Regions from separate parts of the Mus musculus genome. Here regions 1, 2, 3, 4, 5 and 7 are each linked to region 6. A link is a loop called in an ENCODE intact Hi-C map of the cell type or tissue named here. Cell type or tissue: gastrocnemius. All regions are shown on one strand.

Region 1 (4,000 bases), 480 kb after region 6:
ACATTCTGCATTTGGATTACATTTACCTACTGGTCTTTGCATGGATGCAACTTGTTGAAAAAAAAACTGCTTTTCCAATGTGATGAGGCAGCAGAGAGGGGAGAAACACAAGACTCAAGGCTGTGCTTACATCTGCCCAGTGAACTGTGAGATGGAGATGCCCTTTCTCATAGCTCAGCACAACAGAGACCCTGAGGGGACCTCCTAGGCCAGCAGAGAGCATCATTTGTCTATTAAGCACTATGTCTGGTCCAGCCACCCATCGTGTTTTTGATGGTCAGCTTTGTAACAGGCCAGAGGATAGTTTCGTAGTTTTGGCCGCTGGGATCCAAGAGTCCTTTAGAGTGTGACTTTGGAAGAAAGCTAAAACAGTCAACAGAGCTGCCAAGAGTGCCAACGAAGAAGGGTGGCATTGCTGAGTTTGTGCCTTAGCCTTCGAATCCTGACAGATCATCATCAGCCCCTGCTGTGTGTGAGAGAGGTAGCCATGTGTAGCCCAGGCTGGGTTTGAACTTACTATGTAAGTGAGGATGACCCTGAATTCCTGATCAACCTGCTTCCACTTGGGGTTTCAGGGTTGCAGTATAGGGGTGCAGTACCATGCCCAATTTTACGCATAGCAGGGTGTCCATTCCAGAGCTTCATACATGCTAAGCAAATACTCTGCCAACCACTGAACTACACAACCAGCCCCGCTTCAGCTTTATATTACTAAAAGCCTAACTTTCTCCTTTCCTTCCTTCCTTCCTTCCTTCCTTCCTTCCTTCCTTCCTTCCTTCCTTCCTTCTTTTTTCATGCTAGTTAGTAACTGAACCCAAAGATACACTGGGCGAGGGCTCAGCTGTTAAGCTATAGCCTCAACCCTACTTCTTTATTCTTTGTATTAAATGTGACCAACCCTAACTCATGGAATTAATGTGAACGTTGGAAAGCGGGTACTTATAAACTGCTTGATATAAGCCTATTAACTCTAGGATTCATTTATTCATTTATTTTATGGTACTGAGAATTGAACTCAAAATTTTGCTAGCCTTAGGTAAATGCTCTATCACTGACTACACCCCAACCCTTTTAATTTATTTCTTTGTAATATGAGATAGGGTCCCAGTACTGCCCAGGCAGACCTTGAACTTTAATTCTCCTACCTTTAGCCTCCTGAATAGCTAGGATAGCAGGTATCCTATGCATGTGTCTTGGAATGGTTTCGTTCACTTTCACTATTTATTTTAGGTAGTTTTGTCATTCATTTTGATCAGGACACATTACTTACATTGTACCTTCTTTCTCTCTGTTCAACACTCCACAAAGTCAGTGTCCCTCCTAAGCCCTTCACTAGGAATAATAAGCCCATCTGCGGACAGAAGAGTCTTTCTTCATCTGGCCTTCTGCATGCCAAGCGCACCACCAGAGCTGTGGCCTAGCTCTTACTTGGGCTTCCCGAACCTGCTTCTTCCTGTTTCTCTGTGGCATCTCAAACCCTCGCCACCAGAGTGTAAATCAAGAAGTTTGCAGTGATCTGGCTTTGCTGGCGGTGCCTTAAACCCCAGGCGAGTGGTTAACCAAGCAGCCCCCACAGAAACTGCAAGGGTGGGCTCCCCAATGGGGAGGCAAAAATTCTTTCTATGAAAAATGCAAAGCACGACCTCATAAAAAGAAACCCACCGCAGGAAGATGGAGACATGTCAGCTCGCATTAAAACGAAACGGGAAGATGAACATTGCGACCATCTGGCAAAAGACCCTCCCTAGGAAAACATAAAAGTTGCCAAGGAGTTAAGACAAGACCTCAGTGAGAATCGCTGAACTCCACATGGCTCTCTTTGCACTTGAGTCAAAACTTGGAGTGAATTCGGGGGCCGGGTGTTAGGGACGAGCTGATTGTAACGGTGTATTCCCTCGGTGCTGTGCAGTTGTCTCTGTTTGGCTTGGAACTTAATTGCCTCATCATGCATTAGAGTTTGTAACACATTTGGAAGGAGGTTGGAGTCATAATCACACATAAGCAGACGAATAAAACAATGCAGTGTAAAGTTTTATGGCAAGAGAGGCTGGGTCCTATTGCAGGAGCAAATGCCTCTGAAATCTCAGCAACTGGCAACAAAGGCTCATTTCCCCCACAGTCAGTAGGAAGGCTGGCAGGGAAACTCAGGTGACCATGGTCAACACAGGGACTCGGAAGGGAAAGGGCAAGACTCACGTGGACAGCACATTTCTGGATTCTGGGGCCACAAAAGGAGGGTGAGGTAGGGCTCACAGTGACTCTCAAATTCTTTCCTCCTGGACATGAAATATGTGACTGTTGGTCGGATTCTATTGGGTGAACCAAATCACACAATTCCCCGTTATTAAGCGGAGTTAGGAGGTATCTCTACCCTGTGTTCTGAAATAGGAACGCTGTAGTGTTTGATGGTAGCCAGAGTGACCAGGAAGATTCGATTATGGAGGCCCTAATATGTTGGAGCTCTTCCTTCACTTTATATCGTCTAAGCTTATAACCGAGGTGAGAAGAGCCAAATGGCGAAGGCCAGAATTCCAACGCCCTGTCTTAACTAAAAGTGACAGGGGAGGTCACTCGCAGCTCTCCCATACAGAGTTCAGAATTAGACAAGCTTCATCTTGTCCCCCTGAACTCCTTAAAGGAGACCCTCCCTGAACTCGGTGTGCACCTCTGCTATCATTTATGTGTACGGTGGGCAACACTTAGCGACATCCTAAAGACCAAGCTGCCCGTCTGAAATGGCCTATGCAGGGGGGGCTAAATGTGTTAAGATCCAAAGCCCTGGCTGGCTGGTCATAGTTCATGCAGGAGGTATCTGCTCTATACCTACGAATCCTATGAAGATTGGCCAGGGGCCAGGCACACTGCTTCTTTGGTCTATTTTCAACCCTTCCACAGGTCTAGAAAATGCCCCCAAGAAGTCTCCATTGCTAAGCACCTGCTTGCCCCAGTCCTGTGCCAGGGTCTCACCCTTCCCCGTTTAGCTCTCAGATCAAATCCATGCACTTGGTATTGTCTCTACGCTACAGCGGGGATGCTACCCCTTGTCAGCAGCAGACACGGGGCTGAAGCAAACTGACTTTCATGTTGCTTTCAATTGTGCTCAATTTTTTTCCCTTTTTCAGATGCCTGTCAGGGAAGCAGATGTGTCATAAGCTCCCCGGTGTTTAACCCACCAGCCAACACTGAGTTAAGAGGTTCTGAGGCCTGAGGCTACAGTTGACAATGCTAGCATTCCACCTGGCCCCGGCGGCTTCATTTCAACAGACCGATTGTGACATAAACCACACCGTTGTGCTTATGGAATTTCTCACGAGTGGTCTCCCGGCGCTCGGTTTTGAATCTTGTATCGACTCTCCCTTTGCTGTTCAGCCAACATCTTGAGTCTTTTTTTTTTTTTTTTTTTTGCTAATGTTTCATTCTGAGTGAAGTTGCCAGTCAGAGTGAAACTGAGGTAGGGAAAGGGGTCTTAACCCGCAGGAGTGGGAGGAAGCAATCTGCTTTGTCACTCATGTAGAGCAAAGTGTCAGCCTTAGACCAGAGGCAGATAGATGACATGAGAACCTACTGGGCAAGGCAGCTCTGTGTCTTATATGGCCTGCATTGGCGGGGCGGGAGGGGAGGCGGGCTTAGCTTCCTGGTAATTGTTATCTGCCTGTCCGTCTAAACTGCCTGCCTTCCTTCCTTCCTTTGTTCTTTCTTTCCTCATTCTCATTCTCTCCTCCATTTCTTGTGTTCCTCTTTTTCTTTCTCGTTTTAAGCAAGGGCCTTAAGTAACCTAAGCCGGCCTTATACGTCCTGTGAAACCAAAGATGCCCTTGAACTCCCGATCTTTCTGCTTCCACCTCCCAAGTGCTAGGATTAAGGGGCAAGCATAGTCTTGCCTAGCTCATGCAGTGCTCGAGATGAGCCCAGGGCATGTCAGGCAAGTACTCTACCAACTAAGACATTCCCAGCTCCTTGGGTTTCTGAGCTATCTATCCATTAATATGCCCCCCCCCCA
Region 2 (4,000 bases), 610 kb after region 6:
AATAGATTTTTTTAAGCAGTGTTATATAGCAGTTCCTCTTCGAAATCCTCCTTTCCTTTTCTTTAGTAATGTCCATATAAATCAACGTTATAAAAATAAGGCAAGCAGAAGGAAAAATATGCAGTACCTAGAAACTGAAAATTCAAGTGTTTGCTTTTTATGGGACACTTGAGGCTCTTAAAAAAGAGAAGTGCTGGAAAACTTAAATACAAAAAAATCACTGTATGATAGCATAAAAGCCCAACAGAACTGAATAGTTTATGAAAATAATTTGAATATTTACACTTCAATTTATGGTCTGAAAATCATCCTTGGACCTTGTTCTTATTTTTAAATGGATTTTTCGAGAGAGTGTTAAATACGTTTTGATTATTTTGACACGGTGCCTACTCCGATATTCTGTGCAATGATTTGAAAGCCAAAAGGAAATTCCTTAAAAATCTAATGTCACTCTATGAGAATGTACGGTTCATATATACAACCAGGCGTGCATTTATAAGCATATGGGGTTTATAACAAGCATCTTGACTTAAAGGAGGACTTTGCACTGTTGTTATTATTGTTAGGGAAAATAATAGTAAATTTAACTCAAGCGAAGCAGTGGGCTGAAATACACCGTAATTCTCTTGACAGGAAAACTCGGGTTCAAATTCATATCTTTTCATTTTCTAAGTCTGAGTTTTGCATGATGGCTTAAAGTGTGTTTTATCCCCGACATTATGGCAACACAGAAGCGTTGCCCATAAAACTGGCGATGAAACGGACCCGGGTTTACCAAGCGCTTCTATTTTGCCTGTTCCGTCATTTATTTCTCCCAGGAAGTCAAAACCTCTTCCTCTCAGGCTTTCTTTCAAGCCACCCATCTAGGAAGTGTATTAATAACTGTTGCAACAGTCCTCTTTCTAAAGCATCCAATATCTAAAAAGATCAGTCTTCAGGTCAAGAAAAAGAATAGGGAGAGCAAAGCCCCAAACACTTTGCTTTTACATTCGAGGGGTTAATGAAACTCAAATATGAAAAATGCATAAATACACAGGGACAAAGAAAGGGCTTTTGGAGGCCGGGAGAACATAGTATCCAGATCTGGGACTGCAGTTTCTTCTGTTTGTTTTTCTTTATGAATTTTAGCAAGATCGAAATGCACACAAGACCTTTGGTTTAATTTGAAACGCACATCCTAGCAACTTAATCTTAGCACTGGGGGGCAGCTGAGGATGTGTGAGGGACAGGAGCAGAAGATTCCATTCATTACAACATCAGAGCAAGAAAGAAAAACAAGTAGTGAGAGAAACCCCCACTTAATCTGCCTACTAAAGAAAGATGCCTATTCGAAGAGACACCGTCCTGGTACCACAGGAGAGGCAGTGAGACAAGACAGGGACAAAAGATACAAGCCTGGCACCAAGGAAGTGTGGCAAAGAGTGCTCATTTGGGTCTGATAAGCGTGCTTTAATGACCACCCTTCCCTCTGACTTGGATTTAAAGGAAAACACGGTGAATAGGAGATCAACCAATGTGGTCCATGGTGCTGGGATTTACTAGACCCCAGGGATCCAAATCTATCTACTTTTTCTATTTGATACACAGGTATTGAACACCTACAGGCCAGGCTGAGGCCTCTCTGTGCTTGGGCAGTGTGGAGATAAGACTGAATCTCTCACCCAGAGAATCGACAAAGAGCCCTGGAGACAGACACATGCTGTAACAACTGAATAATATTTACTGACAGTCTGTTATGTGGCCAATACAACTGCTGGGCCCTGGCATGTTCTATCACGGATAATGCTGGGAGTTACCCGTGTGTCCTTGGGGTAATTACTCCTTATTCACATGCAATAGAAGAAAAATACTATGGTAAATTAATGACTTGGCCAAGGCCACACAGACACATGGGACCCAGAGCTGCTCTCCTGGAGGCTGGTGTCAGAGCTCAAACCCTAGTCATTGATCTCTACATCATCATAACTATCTCTAGAGCACTGAAAATCCTGCTCAAAGTTAAACAACACCAGACTCCTTCGCTGAAACAAGGCTCATTTCATGGAGGAGGGAAAGACGGGCTTTGGTGTGGATCAATGTGACATCTTCATGCTCCCTCAACTAGCTGGAGACAATGTAAGAATTGGCACTCCGGTGGACAGAGCCTGTCTCTTTCCAGCAACCCGGGGCTGCCTCTGTCAAGTCTTGCAATAGCCAAAACTAGTTGCGCAACAACCTGTGACAGGCACCTGCCATGCAGACACATAGTGCTGGGTATCTTAGCCTTAGCCCCTGTGGAGAAAAGGTACCTGCCCTTCAGGCCCCCCTTTTACCTTCTGAACAGTTGAGGGGTTGTTTTCCCAATCCTGGTTGCTGCCACCTAGTGGCAACAGGGATAAGCCTTGATGGTGGGGCCTAAAATGGCCTTGGTGGACAGGGCACATCTTACAGAGGTTGAACGCTGTTCTTACTTTTATACAACGAACACTGAGAGCCCAGGGGATGTCATGGCCACCAGAGATGCTTTGTATATATATTAAGACCTGTGTCCACATGACAGCTGCAAAATCCTGTGATACAGCGGTCTTAAAAGAGATGCTCTGACCTGACAAGCTGCACCAGTGGGAAGCCTAAGAGTGAGGACCTCAGGTTGGATCTTAAACTGGGGGTGAAAGCTGGATGCGGTGGGGCGCGTCTCTAATCCTGGCTCTGTTGCTGTGAGCTGGGTGACAGAGCTGGGAGGATCCCAATATGCCATGAAAAACAAGCCACTCTTTCCCAAAGTAAAGAGTGATGACTGATACCCAAGGTCATCTGATCTCTATGTGCAGGCTCTGGCATGCATGTGCTGTCCCGACACACACACACACACACACACACACACACACACACACACACAAACACACACACATGGGAGAAGGAGAGACAGAGGCAGAGATTTAAATGTATATATTTAAATATATATGTCCTATTAAAGGTGCACATAAACTGATGATAACATTTAGGAAACCCTAAGGAATGACCTGGTTTTAAGCTTTCTTGGTGATGGTGGTGGTGGTGGTGGTGGTGGTGGTGGTAGCAATTCATCCCTAAGGTCTTAGGGTGAGACAGGCCATTGCAGAAATACCAAAAAATTAGGTTTAGGGTAAGAACGTTTTATCATGTGGTATCACCTGTCCTGGAGGCTCAGGTTAACCCTGGATCAACTAGCCAATCATTCGTCAGCCAAGCAACCATGCCTCAGTGATGAGGATTCAGGTGACGAGGACGCTGGACCTTGGGTTTTGGTGACCTTTCACGAGTGGCCACACTCCAGAGTGCAGCCACATACCAATACAAGGAAGACAGTTTGTCCACGCTTCGTGGAAAGGGATGGTGGAAACTGACCATCTGCTACTCTTGGATTCCGCCTTCCGTGTCTCTTTCTCTTGGTCACTGTGATCTGTGCCCTTCTTGCCCTGCAGTAAACTAGGATCAATCATTTTGCAGTTTCCAGTTAACCTTATTAGTCTTTCTAGCAAATTATTAGGCATGAGGTTAGTTGGAGGGTCACCTCCCAATGTGCCTTTGGTGTCAGAAATGAGGACACTGTCAGGCTTGCATCCACTCACGAGGTTGGTCCCTCACTCCTAACAGGATCCTACCGCAAGTCGAGACCCATCCTCCACTAACTAAAACACATTCAATGGGAAGCCGTGTCTGGCGGTTATTTTCTAATATCTGCCTTGATGGATTAAGAAACACCTGGAGATGTGGCCCAGGACTTGTAGAATGCTCATCTAGCATGCAGGGGACCCTGGACTTGATCCTCAAGGTGACATCAGCTAGCTGTGGTGGCATGTACCTGTGATCCAAGCACTTGGGAAGTAGAAACAGGAGGATGAGGAGTTTGAGGCCAGCCTGGGAAAGGAAGGATGAGACAGAGGGAGGGAGAGAGAATAGAAGGGAAGGGAAGGGAAGGGAAGGGAAGGGAAGGGAAGGGAAGGGAAGGGAAGGGAAGGGAAGGGAAGGGAAGGGAAGG
Region 3 (4,000 bases), 650 kb before region 6:
TAAGAACAACGATTAAGTAAATGTTTTAAAGTGCAGAGTCATTGCTCCAGCCCCCCATCCGCATTTTACCTTTTGGGGGTGCACATCTCTCATTGAATCTGGCAGAAACACTAGGAAGAGACTAGTTGGCCAATGAGCCTTCTGGATCTTCCTGTCTCTCTCCCCTACATGCCCTGGGTCACAGGTATGTGCTACCAGGCTTGGCTTTTACACGAAGAACTCAGGTTTCCATGCTTGCACAGAGGTCTTTATACTTACTGAGCTGCCTCCCCAGTCCTTTACCCTGAGGTTCAGGTAGGCTGGCTGGGCAGTGAGTTCCAAGGGCCTGTCTCTGAAATGACTTGTGTGTCCCTAAGATGCCCAAAGGTATGCATTGTGAAGACTGCCAGCCCACAGTTGAAGAATCTTGCCCCCCTTTTTCTTAGATCTTTACTTATTTATTTTATGTATATGCATACACTGTAACTCTCTTCAGACACCAGAAGAGGGCATTGGATCCCATTACAGATGGTTGTGAGCCACCATGTGGTTGCTGAGAATTGAACCCAGGACCTTTGGAAGAGCAGTCAGTGCTTTTTAAGTGCTGAGCCAGCTCTCCAATCCTCCCCTCCCTTTCTTTATCACAGAAGCATGGTGCTAGACCAGACTCTAGACCTCCTACACTGGTTAGCAGTGAAGAAAACTAGAGATAGAAGCTAATCAGGCAGGGAAGAGACCCCAAAGCATCAGTTCTGAGAATGCCCCCAGTTTCTGCCATATGTCCTTTCAAGAGCCTCAGGCCAGCAGCTTATTGGAGACCTATTTCCTGGGACCACCTTCTTAGCCTATGGAGCTCTGAGTCTTTTCTGCACTCCCTCTTAAGTGACCACTTATGGATGGACAATAAAATTCTCGGTAAAACTCATCCTTCCTGGTAAATTCCATTCTGTGAATTCAGAGGAAGAGAACCTGAAAGTCACTAGCTCTGTTGCCCTTAGAGACAGCCCAGTACTCCCATGTTGGCAGGAGTGGACCTAAATGTCCCTGACCAGAGGGTGGTTCAGTTCTGTGGCTTTAGGCCAGAGCTAAGATGCCTCAGGTACCTTTCTGAGGTCAGCCTACACTGAGATTCTCAGTATCTCCAGTGCCCTGAACAGCCATCTTCCCTCTTGCTGTCCTTGGGCCCAAGTTCCTGTTTCCCACAGGGAAGTCTCCTGAAGGCAGCAGAGGGACCTTTGAACCACAGCCCATTCCCACTTGCTGACAGTTAATGACTTGTTTCCAGGGATGCTTAATGCACTGTGAAATCAGCCATTAATTGCAGAAGCAACCGATTTCAGAGAGATCGTGGTGATTATGAGCCATTTATGATACCGGTGGCCTCACAAACATGCTGCCTGTGTTTCTCTGCCCATTCCTCATGAGAGGAGAAAGCCAGTTATGGGACTGGGATGTATCTCTCTGTTGGGGAGCAGTCATGGGCAGCAGAGCACCCTAATCCCCTGCAGTGATTCTCTTCAAACTCCAGCTACAAAACCCCCAAGTCAGCAGCCCAGTTCCTGGGGAAAGAAAAGAATTTCACCTGCCAGCAGCCAGCTGAGGGAGGCAGCATTGGCTAATGGATGGAGCCGCTCTCTGGGCAGTGACTGTACCCAGTTCTGGTGGCTTCCAGGCTGCAGCTGAAGAAACTTCTGTGGGTCAGCAAGGTTCTCTGGTGTCCTCTGGGTTGGCTCCAAGTGATTCTGGGGCCGCTGTCTCTTTGGTTTGTTTCTGGGGAAAACTGGAAATAAATGGTTCCCTTTGTTAGCATGCAAAAGCTCTCCACTTCTCAGGGCTCCATCCTCACATTTTTAATTATGTTTGGTGTTTCCCAGCAGTGTAGCCCAGGCTGGCCAGGAACTCAGGATCCTCATTCCTTAAGCAATCCAGTACTGGGGTATGCACTCCTCACCTATCTCAGACTAACCTTTGCTTTCTTTTGCATTATGTGAAAGAAAGAAAGAAAGCAAACTGGCTTTCTCTGAGCTCCCCACACCAACCTTCTGCTATCAATCTCCTACGATTTCCAGAGCCTTTTGGCTTGTTTTGTGTAAACCCTCAGAAGAGTCTTCAGAGACAACCTTGCTTCTCCTCTCTTGGGGCCATGTCACCCAGGTGTAAAGGAATGTCCCCGGAACTCATAGGCCAAGGACTCAGGGACTCTGGGTCTATACCAGCCTCAAAATATCCAGAAAGAGAGTAGAGGCCAGCATCGTGTGTAAGTAGAAAGCCTACCCATTAGTCTATTTTGCCCCTGCAAGCTAGGTCAGGATAAATAAGGGGAGAAGGGGGAGGGGGAGGAAGGAGTAGGGGGGGGAAGGGAGGGAGGGAGGGAGGGGGAGGGGTGGGGTCTGCTGGGGTGAAGGGTTTTACAGTGCTGGGATATGGGATCTGCTTACCCTATCAACAGCAGGAGATTAACAGCATGCATTGTGCCCACTAAGGTGGAATGCAAACTGTTTCTGATTGTGCTCACTGACACAAGATCTGGTTTATGGACTCTGTATACACATATGTACACGTGTATAAAGTGACATGCCCTGACATATCTAACCATCAGAGTCACTCTGAGAGATCAAAGACTCCACCAGCGTTTCTTGCTTTTAGCTGGTGTTAGCATACACTTGTGATCCCAACATTCAAGAGCTGGAGGCAGGAGGATCAGTGTTCAAGGCTAGCCTGGATTGCATGAGACCCCGCCTTACTTACAACAGAGCAATGCAAAGCAAAAACAAAACAAGAGCAACAAAGAAGAAATTTCTTCCTTTAGTGTCCAGAAAATGTCTGCCTCTACTACAATGAATGTATCTTTAAAGACTTCTGGGTATTTATTTTTAATGTTTAAATAAAACTTGTTCTAGTTTATTGATGGTGATAAAATGATATTTCAGGAGGTTTTCCTAAAGCTCTTTCTTGATAGTGTTTGCCTTTATTTGCTAAAAGAATCCAAGGTAAGACTAGAAAGGCAATCAGCTCACGTTCATAAAACAATCCACTTGGTAAAGAATTTAAAGATGGAGTCAGAAACAGGAAACATAAGGGCCCCATCCTCTTAAGAATTATGGATCAATCAAAAGTGGAGTGTGGGTTGGACAGTGTCACAGAAAGAAACTGGGGGTGGGGAGGACCCCATTCAGGGTGACAGCAGCCAAGTGCTAGTACTTCCTGTGCTATTGGTGGCTGTGCACAGGTGATATACAGGGCTCCCCGTGGCCTCGGGGCAGCTCTCTGCCAGACAGGCTTGAGAATTTGGGACATATCTGAAATTTCACTTCCTCCTTGAGTTTTGATATTTCTCTGAAATTCACGCCTCACTCCAGACTCAGCCACACCTTCTCCTAATAACCTCTTGCCCCGAGTCTGAATGTCAGGGACCTTCTGCTTGGCTCCTTGCCAGAGAACTGGTCATGACAGATACTCCAGAAAGTGCCCAGCATCCCAGAGTCTTTTGAAATGAGGTCCTTTTCCTGCTAAATGCCACCCCAGACAAACCTTATTTGAAAACCCCACAGCCCAGTTAGAATTCCATCTGGTCCTGTCTTGAAATTTTAACAAAAGAAGTGATTTCTTGAAAGAAATTTGATATAAAAAGTACAAGCCCAGGGACCAAAAATGAAGATTATGTATAAAATTTTATTAGCTTATAAAAAAAAGGAGACAGAAGGTCAAGTCAGGGGCATCATTATAGCTAGTTAAGCAAAGTTAAAAATCTTACAATAATTACCTTTGGGGCTAAAATATATAAAACACACAAGCATACACACACACACACACACACACACACACACACACACACACAAAAGACAATTAAAATTATCTTTGTTATCAGGGTCAGAAGATAATTCTGAAAAATGAGCCAGGAGCCACCTAGTACATATCAGTTTAAGTCAATTACCAGCTAAATAAAATATTCATTCTACAAGCCATTTCTTTCTCTAATTTTAAAAGCTAGTATTTTGTCAGCGTTCTCTTGTTTTGAGAA
Region 4 (4,000 bases), 730 kb after region 6:
TCTCTCCTCAATACCATGGAAGCCATGTTAGAGCAAGGGATCTTTTGGTTTTGGGTGAATTTAGTATTTTATTACAGCCCTTAGCTCTGTCCAATGTCCAAAGGTTAAGAGCCATCTCAATGAGTCAATCATTTAGCCCATGATTGAAAGAATGCTCTCCAAATGGTGACTGACTGGACATAAGCCCAAGCTTCTAAGGCTGGGGGTGAAACTTTGGACTCAACCTTTGTGGTCTCTAGGGGTCTGACAAAAATTTGAAGTACCTAGAAAGAACCCTGTCAACACCATTTATTTATTCAAAATAGCTTGTTTCTGCTGGGGGTGGGGGTGATGTACAGCTTGAAGATCAGCATTTGGGAGACAGAAATAGGTGGCTCTCTGAGTTTGAGGCCAACATGGTCTAACGAAAAACAAACAACAAAACCCACAAAACATCCAACCAACAACAAAACCACCTTGGTTTTGTTTTTTTATAGCTCCACCAGGAAAGCTTCCCTGAGGCATTTCTGAGGCACACACCTTTGGTGTATTTTGTTTATAGGGAGACACCTGACAAAGAAAAGACCTCCCTTGACATAGATGACACAACCTCTTGGCCTGAAGTGTCAGCATTCCCCTCCCTCAGTTTGCTGGTGTATCTGTAGGTGACCAAGCCCCCGTGGCCATGCTTTTCCCTCCAAGACGGACTTTAAGCCCTGAACTATGAGCCAGAACAAAGCCCATTCCCCTGAAACCACCTCCAAGCACTTGGCCCTGGCTATGAGGAAAACCAAGCTTGCCTTTGCTGCAGTTCTCAACTGTGTTCTCCCTAGAGATGCTGGCCTTCTGTACTGAAGTTCGGCTAGAAAAGGCTCCCTGCCTGGGCTTCTTGATCTGGGTGGAGCCTTAGGTTTTAAGCTAATGCAGGAGGCAAAGCAAGGGAAAAACCAGACCTTTATGCCCGCCCAGTTCCCAAGCCTTTCTCCCTCCGTTCTCCTTTTCCTGTCCTGTGGAGCCAGAAGTCTGATTCTCCCCTTGGCCACCAACCTGCTGCCTGAGAATTAAAACAAACAGACAGACAAACAGACAGACAGGGCTCTGTCTATCCTAATTTGGAGTATAAGCTCCCAAATCAGGATGACTACGACATTGACTAGCTCTGTGCGCTGGGTGGGGCCAGTTGCTATTCTCTGAGCGCTGGGTGAAAGTGGAGTAGTGCAATCTCTCCATAGGCAAGTCAGGGATAAAACAAGTATACAGCGTTGCACAAGCCCCTCCCACAGAGCAAGTGAGCGGCGTTAGCTAGCCTTGGTGGGAGCTGCCTTTGCTGGACTTTAACATTTTATTTTTAAAGAATCAGAAGGACTTGTTGGAAGCGTATCTGTTTCCCAGTGGTGGGGTATGCGGGGCAGATAATTTTAGGTGCTACAGAGATTCCCCCACACACCCCTTCCAGCTATAACATTCCAAGAGAAGACTAAGTTCATTGCTTTAATTCAGACCTGTCAACTCCCCCCCAAAAATAGCTGGGAATCTAAACTAGGGCTTGGAATGAACCAAGCAGGTGATTGCCACCGGGGAGGTGGGGGGAGATATCATATTCCTGTCAAGAGCCACCTTGTGGAAAGTGCACACTGCTGGGTATACACGGGCGTTCTTTAAAAGAACTAGCCTGGAGCTGGTGCTGGAGGCCCCGACCAGTGCCTTTCAAAGAAGACAGAGGTGGCGCGGGCATGGCTGGGGACACAAACGCAATGGGTTATATGGTTTTTCAAGAGAAATCTTCCTTAAGAGGAAGTTTCTTTTTTTTTTTTTTTTTTTTTTTGCGTGTTCATATGGGAGAGCAGTAGGGGAGGAGGCTCTCACCTGATGTGCTGAGAAGACACAATGGAGAAGGTGCTAAATAAAATGACTGGGAGATCGCACCTTTAATTTCGTACCTTGAATTTCTATTGCGTCGGTCTTCTGAGAAGCTTGGACCGCTCACCCAGATTGCAAAATGACTTGGCCCCGTCCTCACAGTCATCTTGAGACCAGGATGACAGCAGGGACATGTGACACACTGCTCAACAACACAGACATCAGTCGTGCGGAGGTCCGGCACTGGGTAAATACCAGTCTATTTATCAGCTTGTGGCCTTGCTGTCACCTCGTTCCTTACCAAGTGCTAAGCCAGTTATATGAAACCTGCCTTCAGCAGGGGTGGGGACTAACGGGGGGGCAGGGGGGGGGGGATGACTGATCACTGGTTACCCAGAACTGGCGTGCGAAAGAATCCACCAGCCAAGCTGGGGAGGTCAAAGAGTAAATCAGGAAGCAGGTTGCATGGGGTTCAGGCTCACCTCAAGAGGAAGCTAAAGATGGGAGAAGAGACCATCATAGACATGAATCTCAGAAGTGCCGTCTCTGTAGCTGGTGGTAACAGCCCCAATAAGCTGCAGTGTGTTAGCGTGTACAGAAAGTAGCTGTCCTGGGATTTGCCATGTGCCATGCAACTTGAGTTCCATCCCTGGGGATCCACATGGTGGAAGGAGAAAAGAGACTCGCAGAAATTGTCCTCTGTCCCCCACACACATGCACACAATATAAGTAGGGTTGTTTGTTTGAATTTTTCAGGCTGGGGAGATGGCTCAGTGGGTGACACTCTTTCTGTGCAGGAATGAGGCCCTGACTCCAGATCCCCAGAAGCTACACCAAAGCGGGTGAGGTAGTGCACACATTCACAGAGTAGGAGCTTCTACCAGGAGTCGGGAGGCAGAGGCAGTCCATGAGAAGCTCACAGGCTGGGTAGCATAGCCTATGCCGTAGTGAGTGTTTAGAAAGATCCTGTTTCATAGGAGGTACACACCACAGTGCACATTTGCTTATAGTCACTGCCCCCACCCACCCCTGTCCACACTCACACATACACAAGTTAAAAACAAGCAAACAGGGGATGGAGAAGATGACTCTGTAGTTAAGAGCAGTGATAACTCTCTCTGGGGACCGGAGTTCAGTTCCCAGCACCCTCATGGAGTGGCTCACAACTGCCTGTAACTACAGTTCCAGGAGATTGGATGCCCTCTTTTGGCCCTTACAGGTACCCATACACACACAGTATGCATATACTCACTCAGGCACTCATTCATACACACACACAAAATAAAATCTTAGAAGAAAACAAGATAGAAACTTACAGGTGTGCACTCTTGTGCTAGCATCTTCTTGGATGCTATGGCAACACCAGTTTTCTCCTTACTAGTTACCAATCTCCACGTTCAGGCTTGTTGACTGTCACTCAGGGTGTCTGACCCCTGTGGACCAGAGACCCTCAGGAGCAAGGCACAGTGTTGCCTTTTGTCTGAGTCTCTGTTGCCTTCATGATATTGTAGAAGACAACAGCCACCAGGGACATCAGACTTCTTAAGTTATTTAGATTCAATTCAATCAAGTCAAGCTTCTAGACCCTCAGTCATACCAGCCATGTTTCAAGTGCTCCTTAGCTTTGAGTGAACACTGAGCTGGACCATACAGACACAAATCACCTCCAATTTAGTATGCAATGTCCTGCTGGGCAACGTGGACACATGGGTGGCAGAGACTCCATGTGGGTGTCTGTTAGGTAGGAGAGACAGGGAGGACAGCCAAGAGCATGATGGAAGAGAGAAACCAAGGGACAGTAATTCCTAAAAACCTAATCCCTGAAGCCTCCCTGCGCTGCTCTCATGCTTGCCTATCCTCTCTTTCCTCAGAGATGTTTTAGAGTCTCACAGAGATGTGAAGACACGCATGTTGTGTATACACAGGATTTGGTGGACTAGATGCCCATAAGGACTCCAAATGAACTAGAAGGTTACAGGACTGGGGCTGGGGCGGTAGCTCAGACTTAGAGAATTTGCCCAGCATTCACAAGGCCCTGTGCTCAAGCCCAACACTCCTAACAGAGAAGAACTTACACCTCTCAGCAGGTCTCACATACTGCTACTGAACAGGCAGCCATGTTCACAGTTCCTGTGCACGACCCACAGACCATCACTGTGGG
Region 5 (4,000 bases), 1.3 Mb after region 6:
AAGTTTCTTTATAACCACATGTGAATGCTGGCTAACTTTGTTTCTGTGAGATCGGTTCAAACAAAGAGCCTAGCTCTGCTCACCTTGCTAATCAACCTCTACACAGTGAAGGTGAAGCCCCAACTCAGTCTCCAGCCTCCACACAGTGAAGCTGAGGCCCCAGGCAGCCTCCAGCCTCCCCTCCCTCTCGCCTTTCTCCCCCACCTCCCATCGACATCTCTCATGCACACACAGCATCTAGATCTCCTTAGAATCTAGGAAGGAATCTTCCCCTTGACTCTAATGGCAGCTGGCTGAATACAGTATATAACAATATCCAAAGAGAAAGAGAAGTTAGACAGCCGGATAAACAAACACTGAGAGAGACAGAGCGGGCAGCGTGGCTCATGCCTTGCACATCATGCCTTACTCGTTCTGTACCCCAGAGTTCAGTTTGGCAAATCACTGTGGGGACTTCATTTGCTAAATCAAGGGAAATGATGACCTTCTTGGTAACCTATGGGTGTCTTACATTAAGAGACCCTTGAAAGAGGCCTCCGCGGCCCAAGTGCAATTTTGGAAAAAGTTGAGAATTCACACGGGGGTAAATGTGCATGGCTGAAAAGGCACAAGACAGGACAAGACTGCTTCACACCACCCAAGGGACAGCCAGGGGTCCCAGCTGCCAGCGCCGCCTTTATTATCAAGTCTGCAATAATTCCCAAAAGCCACCTAGTTTTAACAATTTATTTCTTAAATAATGAACACATCAGCGCTTGAGCGCACTGAACATCTTCACTCTGGTGCAACAGCTCTGCTCTGGAACAGGTTCACACCCGTGGCATTTTTAGGCTCACCCATGTTCAAAAGAAAGGGAGAAGTCACTGAGAAGGAACATAATACACGCAAGAGTATCTAACAGAGTTTTATCCTGTCTCCACTTAAAATCTGAAAATAGTTTATAAAGCCAAGCCTAAGGTCCTTTCTTCTGGGCCACAAACGACCTGCTCAAACTTTAATGGTAATACCCACCCCCCCAACTGTGCAGAGGACTGGTTGCCTGTTTCACAGTCTGGCTGTTATGACTTCTTATTTAAGGAACAGATACCAAATCCAAAAGGACACATTTGCTTCTAGTAACAGAATGCATAGCTCATAAACAATCTAATTAAAATACATTATATCACACTAGATAAGGCTGCTGGGCAAAAATAAATAAATAAATAAGGTCACTGAGGCATTCTAAATGAACCTTAAACACGGGCATTAATATTTAAATATTACAATCCCCACTTAGAAAAAGAAATCAGATAATTGATAGGCCAGCACACTCAAAACCGATAATGCCAAGAAACACTGTCCTTGTGTAATTTGGCGGAACAAGCTGCTCCCTGAACACAATGGACCTTTTTGTTAAATGGGCCTCTTCGTCTTTGGCATTTTATACAAACAAAACAAAAACGCAAAGCCAAGAAAGAGAAAGATGACACCGGTCCTAGTCTTCAGCCAGGGCTCTATCACTGAGCCGGACATGCCCTAGAAGATATGTTGGGGAAGGAAAGGGCACTGTTAACAAAAGGAAAAGCCAGGCTAGGCAGCCAGAGAAGAAAACTCCGAGTGCAACTATCTCGAAGGGCAACAGTGCCCTCTAGTGGGGAAACAGTATAAACTAGATAAACATGGCTGCTTTTAGGTTAATTACAGGAAACAGCAATGCTTGTGTTAGGACTCGTACTGTGCCATTCCATTACATAAAGGCAGGGAAGAATAGAATCACTTTAATTGGATTTTATGCGGGAACATTTCCAAGTTTGCATGTGACACACCACCACACCTTAATAAGAGAGAAATCAGATTTGTAAACATTTTCTTTAAATTAGGGGTTTGAGCCACTTTGTCATTGAAGCATAGCAACAGGAACTTCATTTACTAAGCTGACACTATAAAAAAGTGAAAACCAAACCCAAGTGCAAATACAGAATTAACTGGGGCCTCAGAGGACAGACCCCTCTGGAACTGTTCAGAGAGGCACCTGTGGACACGTATACATGAATGTAATCTGTTGGGGGCCTGTGACTCATACACACACACTCTATACCTACTCTGCTCCTACCCAGGGTTAGCCGACTGCACGGCAGCAATCACGATGGCATTTCTAATGGCACCCGGTCTGGGTATTAAGGGTACCACGTACTACGATATCTAAGAACGTTCACATGTGAAGTGGCTGTTTGACTCATAAAATAATCATTTTTAATTTTTGTGTAATGCCAGTCAAGGACTTTTCTCAATACTGTCATAAAAATCTCAAGTGTCCAGCCAGGTGTGGAGAAAGCTGAGGCAGGAGAACTTCCCTGAATTGAATCTACTCTAGGCTATGTAATGAGACTCTGTCTCAAAGAAAACAACTTCCAATAGTTTCTCCGAAGGAAATAATTTCAGATCACTTTAGCTTAAGAGAACCGTTGTTGCAGATATAGTTAATTAACTCCCTAGGGGTCTCTTGGATGATTTAGGGGCTTCCCCTCTGCTTAATGAGCACAGAGTTCCCAAAAGGAAGATAACCCAAGGCCCCATCAGCTCATCAATGGGAAAAGAATGTAATGGGGAATTCCAGGACCCCAAACACAAGGACGCGGGCTTTACTCAAAAAAGGGGGTTACGGGGTTAAGTTCAGGCAGCCCCCAGCCTGGCTCAGGATCCTCTACAGCTCCTTAGGAAAGGTCAGGGCTGCTACACGGTCTGGAAGGAAAGCAGCCCAGAAAGGAAAGGGTTTACTCTAGGCAGGAACCCATCACAGTAACAATGGACAAGTGAAAGTGTGGCACTAACTCCATGCTGGAGCATCACCACAGGGTCTAGGGACAGACCCTCTAAGCCTACACATGAAGACACTGTACGGAAAGGATCCCGCAGGGCTCCCAGCATGAAAAGCTCATGCCTCTGCTCTGCTTTAAAGAGAACCAAGTGAGGGATGACTGACACCTTCCGTGTGAACCTCTTTCATCTCTGGGAGTGTGAACCTGGTGTGCGTGTGTGTGTGTGTGTGTGTGTGTGTGTGTGTGTGTGTGTGTGTGTGTGTGTGTGTGTGTGTGTGAACCTCTACAATAAGGCCTGGGGTGGTGATTACAATACTCTAAGAGGAGAGCTAGTTTTGTTTTTGTTGCTCCTCTGGCTGTTTCAGGGGGAGACCATGTATGACGCTGCCCGACATTATAAAGGTCCAGAAGGGAAAAGACAGATCAGAAAGAACTTAAAATCAAATCTGAGCCACTCCAAGCTTCAGACTGAAAGAAGAGAGTTCTGTCCTTAGCACCAGACACCAGATTGTCTCATGTGCTCATAGCTGCTATCGGGTTTCCAACACAGTTTGCCAAAAGCCTGACTGTTCCTCCAGAAATACAATGACAATATACCGGTCTCGATGAAGCATCAGTTGTATGGAACTCAAATGCCCCTCTGACATAAAGATGGGCAGCTGCTGTCCCACTCAAGGGACATGTGCCTGCCTGTGTCAGAGAGTGCTGCCTGACCAGCAAGCCAGCCTGAAGGTTCAAGGCAAGCAGCTTCCACACAGCTCTGTGCACACAGCCAAATCTACTCTCGAACAGATGTAGCTTAGGAAATCCATGGGCCCCAGGGAAGTGGGAGACTCCCTAGTCTAAACGCTAGACTTTCCCTTTCCTGAGACTCCCGGGGACTTAGATGCAGTCATCTCCGTGTTGAAGCCGTTTCCTTCTTTTTTTACAGAATCAGAGCCAGCCCGTGTGTAACTCCAAAGAGCCACAACCTCCTGCCCCTCCTGCCCCTCCTGCCCCTGCTGCCCCTGCTGCCCCTCCTGCCCCTGCTGCCCCTCCTGCCCGGCTGTGCTGCACACAGGGCAGTGAGCTGCTCCATTGTCTACTGGTTAGCAGGCTCCGGCTCTTGATCTGCTAGCAGCGGCTCTGGATGAAAGGATGGCTCCCCTGGAGCCTGAGATGCTGTTCTCCACTGAGGTCCACAAGCTACAGCTTTCAATCTA
Region 6 (4,000 bases):
GTTGTTTCTTGCTCTCCGATGCAGGCAAGCCGAGGTTGTTTCCTCAGCAATTTTACCGTTATCAGATTATCTCATCTGATTCTATTAATTTTCTCCCATGAATCTGCTAACAGCAGCCTGTGATTTACTTACCCTGCTAAGTGAAGACGGCTAAAAGGATTTATCTAACACTAGACCTAGGAACTGAGCATGTCTTATCACTCAAGCCCTCTCCAGAACTCTGCCTCAGATCAATGGAGTCGGGTTCCTACTGAAATTTAGTGGACACCGGTTAGCTCGGCACCGTTAAATCAGCTTGCACATAAACAAAGCCCTCAGAAGCTTCCAGCTACATCCTGTTCACTTCAGAGTCTGTATGACTGATTTAAACGTGATACATTTGAGCAGTAGTAACTCAAGATCAGGGAGAGGAAAAAAAAAAAACATATTCCTTTTAGCTCCCAATCTTTGCAACTTAGACACAAAGGGCCTTCTACACCTTCAGCTTTACATGAAGCTACATATATATCAACCTGAAGTTATGGTTGTGTTTTCTGACGCTTTTTTGAGCCTTCTTACACGGCCAGCCCAGGGCTCTCCTTCCCATCCAAGCCGTTTTATAAATATTCATTGCTTGCAGGAACTTTAATGTTACCGGGTTGAACTGGTCAATAATGACAAGCGCATGGTTTCTAAATCACTGCATAGAGCTGGCTGAGGAAGCTGAAGTCTATCTGAGAGCCGGGGTTCCGATTTGTATTTGGATTAGGTTGGCTTGGCTAAAAGCGAAACAAACAGTGTAAGCAAAGAAGTCGCAAGCACTGTGGCCTGCTGTAATTGTGGGGAATCGCAAACCTGAATGGTGCTAAATTAAAATGAGTGCTTGCAATTGTTATCAAAGAAACGCTGCTAACAGCAAACTGTAAATGTTTAGACACCTCCTGCGCATCACTAAACAATGCAGTAAGGGGGGCAAACGATGGGACCTAAGTGCTAAGCCTGAAAGCACTCCAGCTTTCTTTAGAAAATATTTCTGACCTCCTCTCTCTTTTTCCTTCCAACAAAAGTGGGAGGTTGTAAAAGTCTCTGAAAAAAAGAGGAAAAAAAATGCTACGGCTAACAATAGCAAGAATGAAAAATAAACTGGGGGAAAAATGTGTAGCTAATGATAGTTAACTAGCCACACATGGCCCCTGAGTGTCCAGAAAGAGTACATATTTGCGATAATTGGTTGGGTGGCCATGGAGCTATAGGGCATGCTCTCCATCAGCAGCAATTTTTGTTTATGAGATGGTGCCTATTTATAAATATAGCCATCTCCATGTTTCTGGCCCAAAACATACATTTTTTTTGAAAGGCAGGGAGTATACTTTATAGTGTTTAACAAAACCTTCATGTCTAAAAATTATCATAAAAGTGAATGGTTTCTAAAGACACATGTTCATATACGCAAAAACATAAGCTTTAGGCATCTGTGGTTAATAATTTTTAGAAAGACCTAGAAAACCATGGCTAACCAGCAGGACATTTGTGTGATCTTAAACACTGCCTTCCCCTTCGAATGTACACTAGAATCCCTTAACTTCACTGCAAGGTAAAATCTAGTTTAAACGGAGGAAAACGAAGAGAGAAGTCTCTTAGGTCACCTCAGTATTGACATAGTCTTCACTCTTTCTTCCCCAATCTGGATCTAAACATAGCTCATGCTACCGTAACCAAACATTCCTATAAAGCCCAAGTCACCCTTATAAAGAGCTCTGCAGTTAACAGTGCAAGAAGAATGGCGTGTCTAGAAAAAGACCAGCAGGCCCTTTAGAACGAGGATGTCTCTACACGTCTCCCAGGGTGTCTACCAAAAGGGGTGCCAGAGTTTGTGGATGAGAAATGAACACTGGTCTAATCTGGTGTCCCGAGGCAGGCAGTGACACCTAAGGCCTCTTTCTAAACAGCCAAGAATGCTAGGGGCGGGTTTGAGACCACACTTAGGTGCAATGTTCACGAAGCTGGCTTAATATATGACTTAAGTGTCCGAAGTCAGGATTTTCTGAGAATTACCTTTCAGATAAACAATTTTAAGCCACAGCAGTAACTTTGCTTAGGAAAGATGTCTCCTCTATCACTGGATTCCAAGGAACTTTTTAACTCAATCGTTATTGCCACAAATCGGGTTGGAAAGCCTTGCCAGCCCTTTGAAAGAGCCTGGGTCCTTGTTACATGACATCAACAGGCACAGGTCTCTCAGCCAGAATAACATTCTCTGAAGACTGTCTGTGGACCTCTTCCCAAGCCACGAAAGGAAGCCTGAGAGAAAAAAAATTTCAGCACCTGCTCGCAGTGTCTGGAGGCCCTTCCCTGCAAGGTTGGCTTCCCCCACTGTGATCCAACTAGCTTTCTTGTGCCTCTTGCCTCTTTCCACACTAGGAAATCAGCGTCTCAAACCAGAATGAGATCAATTTTCAACTAAGCTTTGCCGAAAGGTGGCGCTGTTGAGGTAAAAACCAACTCTATCCAACAATAGTTTTTACTCGGGATTCTTTTGCAGTCTTTTTGATTCTTTTTTTTGGGGGGGGGGCGGGGGACACCCTCATAGATACCCCCAATATGGTTAAAACAAATACAATCAACACCAGATGCATTTCATTATTCGAAGGAGTCAAGAGTCCCAATTTCCAAGCAGGTGAGAACAGTCTTGCAAATGTAAGGTGGTTTCAGACAACCCTGCTTTCCCAGATTCAGCCTCCACTCTTCTGACTTGCCTATCGCTTTAAAATCTTAGAAACGAGTTGTTAGTTTCTTTTCTTTTTTTTTCTATGCCCACCCCCCCCCAATATTTTTGCATAGCTTTGGAAGAATCAATCAGTGTAGAAAACTGAACCGGTTATTAGCATTTGCAACGGGAGGGGGGCAACCTTACCCCACCCCCAATCTGGGTTTCCGGACTTGTCCGGAGGTGGGGGAAAATATTGGTTTAAAATTTAACCCTTGGAGAGGAGCCGGGAGGGCTCTGGGGTACTGCCCCCGCTTCCCCCCCCCCCCCCGCCCTTCACCACCAAGTTCTAAATACCAAATAATTAAGCGAGGTGGGAGTGCAAAGACGCTCCGGACCCTGATAAACAGGGTTCAGATTTCATAATGGTGAGAATGGTATGGTCAGGGTGTATGGGGGGGGGCATCTCAAGCAGGATTCAGGTTTCATAAATGGAAAAGGTGGTGGATTGTAGAGGGGAGAGAAGAGAAACGGCGGGGGGGGGGAGAGAGAGAGAGAGAGAGAGAGAGAGAGAGAGAGAAGAGAGAAGAGAGAAGAGAGGAGAGAGGAGAGAGGAGAGAGGAGAGAGGAGAAAATGAATATGAATATTTCTCAAAAGCCAAACTCCATTCTAGAGTCCTGAGGCTGAGGGTTGAGCCGGGATGATCAGGCTCAGGCTTAAAGTGTCCCAGAACAACTTGCTGGCACCATCATTCTGTCTGTCCCTCCAAGGACAGAAGATGCTAGGGGGCAGCTAGTCCCTATATACTTTAAGCCCCCTGCTTTTTCAAGAGTTATACTGGTTTTCTTCTCCGCGTGAAATCAAAAAAAAAAAAAAAAGTGCAGGCGCACTGCTCACTGATCCCCGCGCGCATTCTGGGTCCCCGCACCCTTGGCGCCCCCATCTGATCACCTCACTTGCAGAGAGGGACAAAGAGTTCAGTCAAGTTGGGCCCCTGGAGCGTCAGATTCAAGGAAGGAAAGCACTCGGCTACCCCCATCAACAGCCACGAAAGATGCAGAGGATGGATCAAAGATCGAAAACTGCAAGACAAATAAATGCACGTTGTCAGGGTGCGGGACCGGCAGGGGACAGGGGAGTTCTGGCGGATCTCTGCAGCATGAGAGCTGCGGTTCAGCCGGGCAGGCCTCTCTCGAACTCCGAGGAAAGCAAACCATCCTCCCGGGTCCTACCGGATTCCAGCCGCCCTTTTAGTAAACTCTGTCCCCTGGTGCACTAAACTTCGCACCGGCCGGTGGTGGGGGGTGTTGCTC
Region 7 (4,000 bases), 620 kb after region 6:
ATATACATATATAATATATTATGTCATATATCATATACATTTTCCTATGTTCCAGTTAATTGTTTGGATGATCTTTTCTTCCATTTGCACTCACAAAGCTCACGAGTGTGTATATGGTGGAAAATGGGAAACAAGTTTCACGACCCTGGGCTATTAAATTCAGGTAACACATCCCAGGACTGCTCAGAGATTTAGCTTAGAGCCTAGAACAACCATGACTGCTTTGATTCATTTTCATATCTAAGGAGAGCATGGTGGCTGGCCCTGTCTTCCTTCTAACGGGCAGAGTAACCCTTGATTCCAGCCAGTCTGGGACAGTTGGTTCCTATCTGTTGTCCCAGCACACACGTTGGTGTCTTTCCACTCTCAAGATTACCCAGAGTGGAATAGGATAAGAAAACGGAGGGAGGCTCTCCTGCCCTGTCCGCTTTACAAAGATTGTTACTCTCCTTGAGAGCAAAACATTCTGAATTCCTCTCAGAGATAACCATGGCTAATTATATACCCCATGCATGATATCTTCTTTCCAGTCTTCCCATGTTTGACGTTTTGTGGGATTAATCATTGCTTTTGGTTGAACTGGGTTCTCGAAAGCCGGGTATTATTGTTTTATCTGAAGGAAACCCCTATGAAACGGGGCCTCCATCCATCATAGCTCCCTGGGTAGAAGGAACTGATTAACACTTCCTGGCTTACAAACTTGTTTGTTAACACGGGGTTTCCTCTCAGCTGTCACCGTGATGCGTTCAGTGTGCAGCGTGTTTGGGATTGGGCTGACAGTACTGTTTTATCAAGATGGGACAGTCATCTTTGTGGGGTGTGCAGAGCACGGGGAATCCAACCACCTCTGTAAACACAATGATAACATCGTGTCTGCACACTCCCAGAAGACAATGGGCCCACATCCCCCCTTTCCTAATTGGGATTGGAAACAATAGGTGGGAAATAGGAGACCCTGCTATCATTATCTATTGGCCTTCATTTCTGGGCATTGACTGAGCTGAGCAGTGTGTGTGTGTGTGTGTGTGTGTGTGTGTGTGTGTGTGTGTGTGAAGAAACAGCAAATTAAAATTCAGCCTTCTTCCATTTTTCTTCCTTGAGTGTTAATCTTGTTATAAAGCTCTGGTGACAGAGATTCAAGACAGGAAGTAGAGGTTGGGAGAGTTATAAACAGTTGTGGACAGGAGCCGCTTTGCTTTCAGAATTACTTAATAGGCAAAGGCCCGAACAGGGGAGATAGTTAGAGGAGAATTGGCAAAGGAACGTTAAAGGGTGAGGCTGGTCAGGAAGAGAAAAAGGGACTGTGGGTGTGGCAGGGGAGGGGCTCTTGCACAGCATGTATGGGACACCTGCTTTCACCCCCAATATCATAAACAACTATAATTATACTGCAGAAGGAAGAGACATAGACCCTTCTCCCAAAAGGTAAGTGAAATAACTTATCTTGATCCCATGAACTAACACCATCGGATGTCTTCTTTTTCCTAGGAACCATCGACATCAAGTACAATTTTCTAGTACTTAAAAAATCCAAAGTGCTCAGTACTTTGGTAGCATTTGAACACTGGGTGTCATGATCTACAGGATGGAGCATCTGTAAAGTTCAGAGTAGGCTCGTTGGTGGGCATGCTCAGAGGAAGAGAGCTGCTATGAGCCACAACCTACAGAACTTCAATTTCCACTTCCTATTACCCTCTTTGGATGGAGGAATGGTCTCTATGGAACCTCACCTAGTGCACAACTCTTCGCTGTCATGGGATTCAAGTGGGCAAGTTAGTCACCATGTGACTGAGTTCTGTGCGAATGACTACAGAGGTCCCGTGTGTGCTGGGAATCTCTGTATCTGTATAACCCAAGCCACATGAGTGGATGGCAGTGGAAGGAAAGGTGGAGGGAGACAGGACACACTATTTCATCAGCAATGTAAGTCTGAACTGATATTGGAGCTCGCTGACCCAACTGAGTGGCCATCCATTTTCCCCAGAGCCCATCTCTAAACTTCACAGGAGACTGGGTTAGGATGCTTAATCTTTGTCTGTCTGGTTTGGGCCGCAGTCCTCTCACCCGACCCCTTCCCTTGACTCTACTGGTTTCCCTCTCATACAAGGTGCCTAGCACAGCTCCCGGAACACTGGGTGTTCAGTGTATCTCAGTTAAACCACAGATGACTCTAATTCAGTTACTCACTTCAGAAATCTCCTCCACTGAAAAGGAAGCAAAATTACACAAAACTGTAACTATTGGAAAAAGTAAAGTGGGGGCTGCAGAGATGGCTCAGCAGGTGAGAACATTTGTTACTCTTCCAGAGGTCCCAGCTTCAGCTCCCAGCATCTACATGGATGCTCATGATTGTCTGTAACTCCAACTTCAGGAGGGTCTGATGCCCTCTTGTGGCCTCTGTGGGCACTACACTCACATGGTGTGCATAAACTCACACATTAAATACTCATACATGTAAAGTAAAAACAAACCTTTAGGGAAAAAAATAAAAGTAAAATGTATGAGCCCAAACTCCTCATTCATAAATTCATTCACACATTCATTCATTCATTCATCCATTTATTCATTCATATATTTAATCACTCATCAACCAATAAATTTAGGAAGCTCCATTCTAACTGGTGAAGACTAAAAGAGTAGACAGATGGGGCAGATGAGGTTGTTGCTCTCCTGCAGATTATGGTCATTGGATTACTAAAACAACAAGTAAGCAATAAACGAACCACCGGATGGATGGGTGGATGGATGGATGGATGGATGGATGGATGGATGGATGGGAGCAGGCAGTGACAAGTGTTGGGCAGAGGAGTAAAACAGCCATTGGGTTGAGAAAGTATGAGTTGCTACTTTGGACAAAGGGCTAGGGTAAATGCCAGCAAAAGGACAAGACCCACACAGTAGAAAAATGGGATCATTCTGCATTCACTCTTAGCAGGGATGAATCTTCATTCTGATCAGTAATGTAGTTGAATGCACTGCTATAAGTATCTGCCCAAAATAACAGTATCAGCGGGATATCACAGGCATCAGCTAGGACGATGATAGCAGTTACTGAGATGTGGTTCAAGACCTTTATGTACTCTACAACTAATATTTATTTCTTCTCTTTCTTTTGCTTCAGTGTGTGTGTGTGTGTGTGTGTGTGTGTATACAAGTACATCTGTGTGTACACAGATACATCTGTGTATGTGTGCATGCATATAGAAGCCAGAGGTCAGCCTCAGGTGTCTTATTCAATTGCTTTCCACCCTGCTTTTAAATTTTTGTTTATTACTATTGTTACTGTTGCTGTTAGTGTGTGTGTGTGTGTGTGTGTGTGTGTGTGTGTGTGTGTGTGTGTATGTGCTTGCCATGTATACAAATAAATGTCAGGAAAGAGCTTTCTGGGATCCATTTTCTCTCTCCACATTCATGTAGATAGAACTCAGGTTAGTGGACTTGTATAGCAATAGCTTTTACCTGATGACCCATCTCACTGGCTCCCACTTGCTTTGGAGTCTTTTGCTGAATCTGAAGCTCACCAAGTACTCCATCATAACTAGCTTTACTTTTAACCTAAGTTCTCAGGAAGACCCTTGGGTCTTCATGCTTACAGAGTAAGCATTCTATATACCAACTGAGTCATGTCCCCAGGCCCAGAACTGGTACATCTGATGAGTGAGTTGGCTTTGCTCCACAGTGGCTCTGTGGCTGTCTCATTTTGTCTTGGAGCTCTGTGGTCTTTAACCTTAGGCTTCCAAGTCACTATATTCATTAGCATCTGGCCTGCAGGAGAAGAAGAGGGAGAGCTGTACAGGGCTGATGTTCATAACTCAGTTTCACCCAACAATCCATTAACCTGAACATGGTCATGTGCCAATGCCTACCCCGGGGAGAAGTCGAGAAAGGTAAAACAGGAAGGGGCAGGAATGGGCATGGGATGTCTCCAGGTCTGTCCATGCGAACAGCAGCAAGTGAACTTGTGAGCGGAGGCGATGAGAAGCGTTCTCTCTTCAAGTTC

Evidence for each region. Hi-C counts contacts between places; a loop is a spot of excess contacts. Peaks named below come from ENCODE experiments on the same cell type or tissue, not always from the same donor. Only the 100,000 strongest peaks of a DNase experiment are listed, where the experiment ranks them.
Region 1: a loop joins it to region 6, with 2.3 times the contacts of the local background. A loop is called at or near these places in 4 of 42 quality-filtered maps.
Region 2: a loop joins it to region 6, with 11 times the contacts of the local background. A loop is called at or near these places in 22 of 42 quality-filtered maps.
Region 3: a loop joins it to region 6, with 2.6 times the contacts of the local background. A loop is called at or near these places in 3 of 42 quality-filtered maps.
Region 4: a loop joins it to region 6, with 9 times the contacts of the local background. A loop is called at or near these places in 13 of 42 quality-filtered maps.
Region 5: a loop joins it to region 6, with 6 times the contacts of the local background. A loop is called at or near these places in 19 of 42 quality-filtered maps.
Region 7: a loop joins it to region 6, with 2.9 times the contacts of the local background. A loop is called at or near these places in 20 of 42 quality-filtered maps.

What each region holds. Positions count from the first base shown.
Region 1 is chr8:115,226,616-115,230,615 of GRCm38, reverse strand. The region is part of intron 8 of Wwox (WW domain-containing oxidoreductase); the gene reads right to left. Among named protein-coding and RNA genes, the nearest start is that of Gm39257, 270 kb to the right of the region's middle. In gastrocnemius, no CTCF peak of the experiment used is centred here; DNase peaks (open chromatin) are centred at 1,507, 1,833 and 2,865.
Region 2 is chr8:115,094,099-115,098,098 of GRCm38, reverse strand. All of the region lies in intron 8 of Wwox (WW domain-containing oxidoreductase), which reads right to left. Among named protein-coding and RNA genes, the nearest start is that of Gm39257, 130 kb to the right of the region's middle. In gastrocnemius, a CTCF peak has its summit at 2,367 (motif pointing left); a DNase peak (open chromatin) is centred at 2,358.
Region 3 is chr8:116,361,969-116,365,968 of GRCm38, reverse strand. No RefSeq gene overlaps it. Among named protein-coding and RNA genes, the nearest start is that of Gm31278, 12 kb to the right of the region's middle. In gastrocnemius, a CTCF peak has its summit at 1,572 (motif pointing right); DNase peaks (open chromatin) are centred at 1,592 and 3,363.
Region 4 is chr8:114,975,985-114,979,984 of GRCm38, reverse strand. The region is part of intron 8 of Wwox (WW domain-containing oxidoreductase); the gene reads right to left. Among named protein-coding and RNA genes, the nearest start is that of Gm39257, 17 kb to the right of the region's middle. In gastrocnemius, a CTCF peak has its summit at 1,629 (motif pointing left); no DNase peak of the experiment used is centred here; H3K4me3 peaks cover 1,928 bases; H3K27ac peaks cover 3,586 bases.
Region 5 is chr8:114,450,538-114,454,537 of GRCm38, reverse strand. All of the region lies in intron 4 of Wwox (WW domain-containing oxidoreductase), which reads right to left. Among named protein-coding and RNA genes, the nearest start is that of Wwox, 13 kb to the right of the region's middle. In gastrocnemius, a CTCF peak has its summit at 1,636 (motif pointing left); a DNase peak (open chromatin) is centred at 1,601; H3K4me3 peaks cover 350 bases; H3K27ac peaks cover 546 bases.
Region 6 is chr8:115,708,063-115,712,062 of GRCm38, reverse strand. No RefSeq gene overlaps it. Among named protein-coding and RNA genes, the nearest start is that of Maf, 3.2 kb to the right of the region's middle. In gastrocnemius, a CTCF peak has its summit at 2,456 (motif pointing right); DNase peaks (open chromatin) are centred at 2,450, 2,845 and 3,661; H3K4me3 peaks cover 2,577 bases; H3K27ac peaks cover 2,700 bases.
Region 7 is chr8:115,086,761-115,090,760 of GRCm38, reverse strand. The region is part of intron 8 of Wwox (WW domain-containing oxidoreductase); the gene reads right to left. Among named protein-coding and RNA genes, the nearest start is that of Gm39257, 130 kb to the right of the region's middle. In gastrocnemius, a CTCF peak has its summit at 2,393 (motif pointing left); no DNase peak of the experiment used is centred here.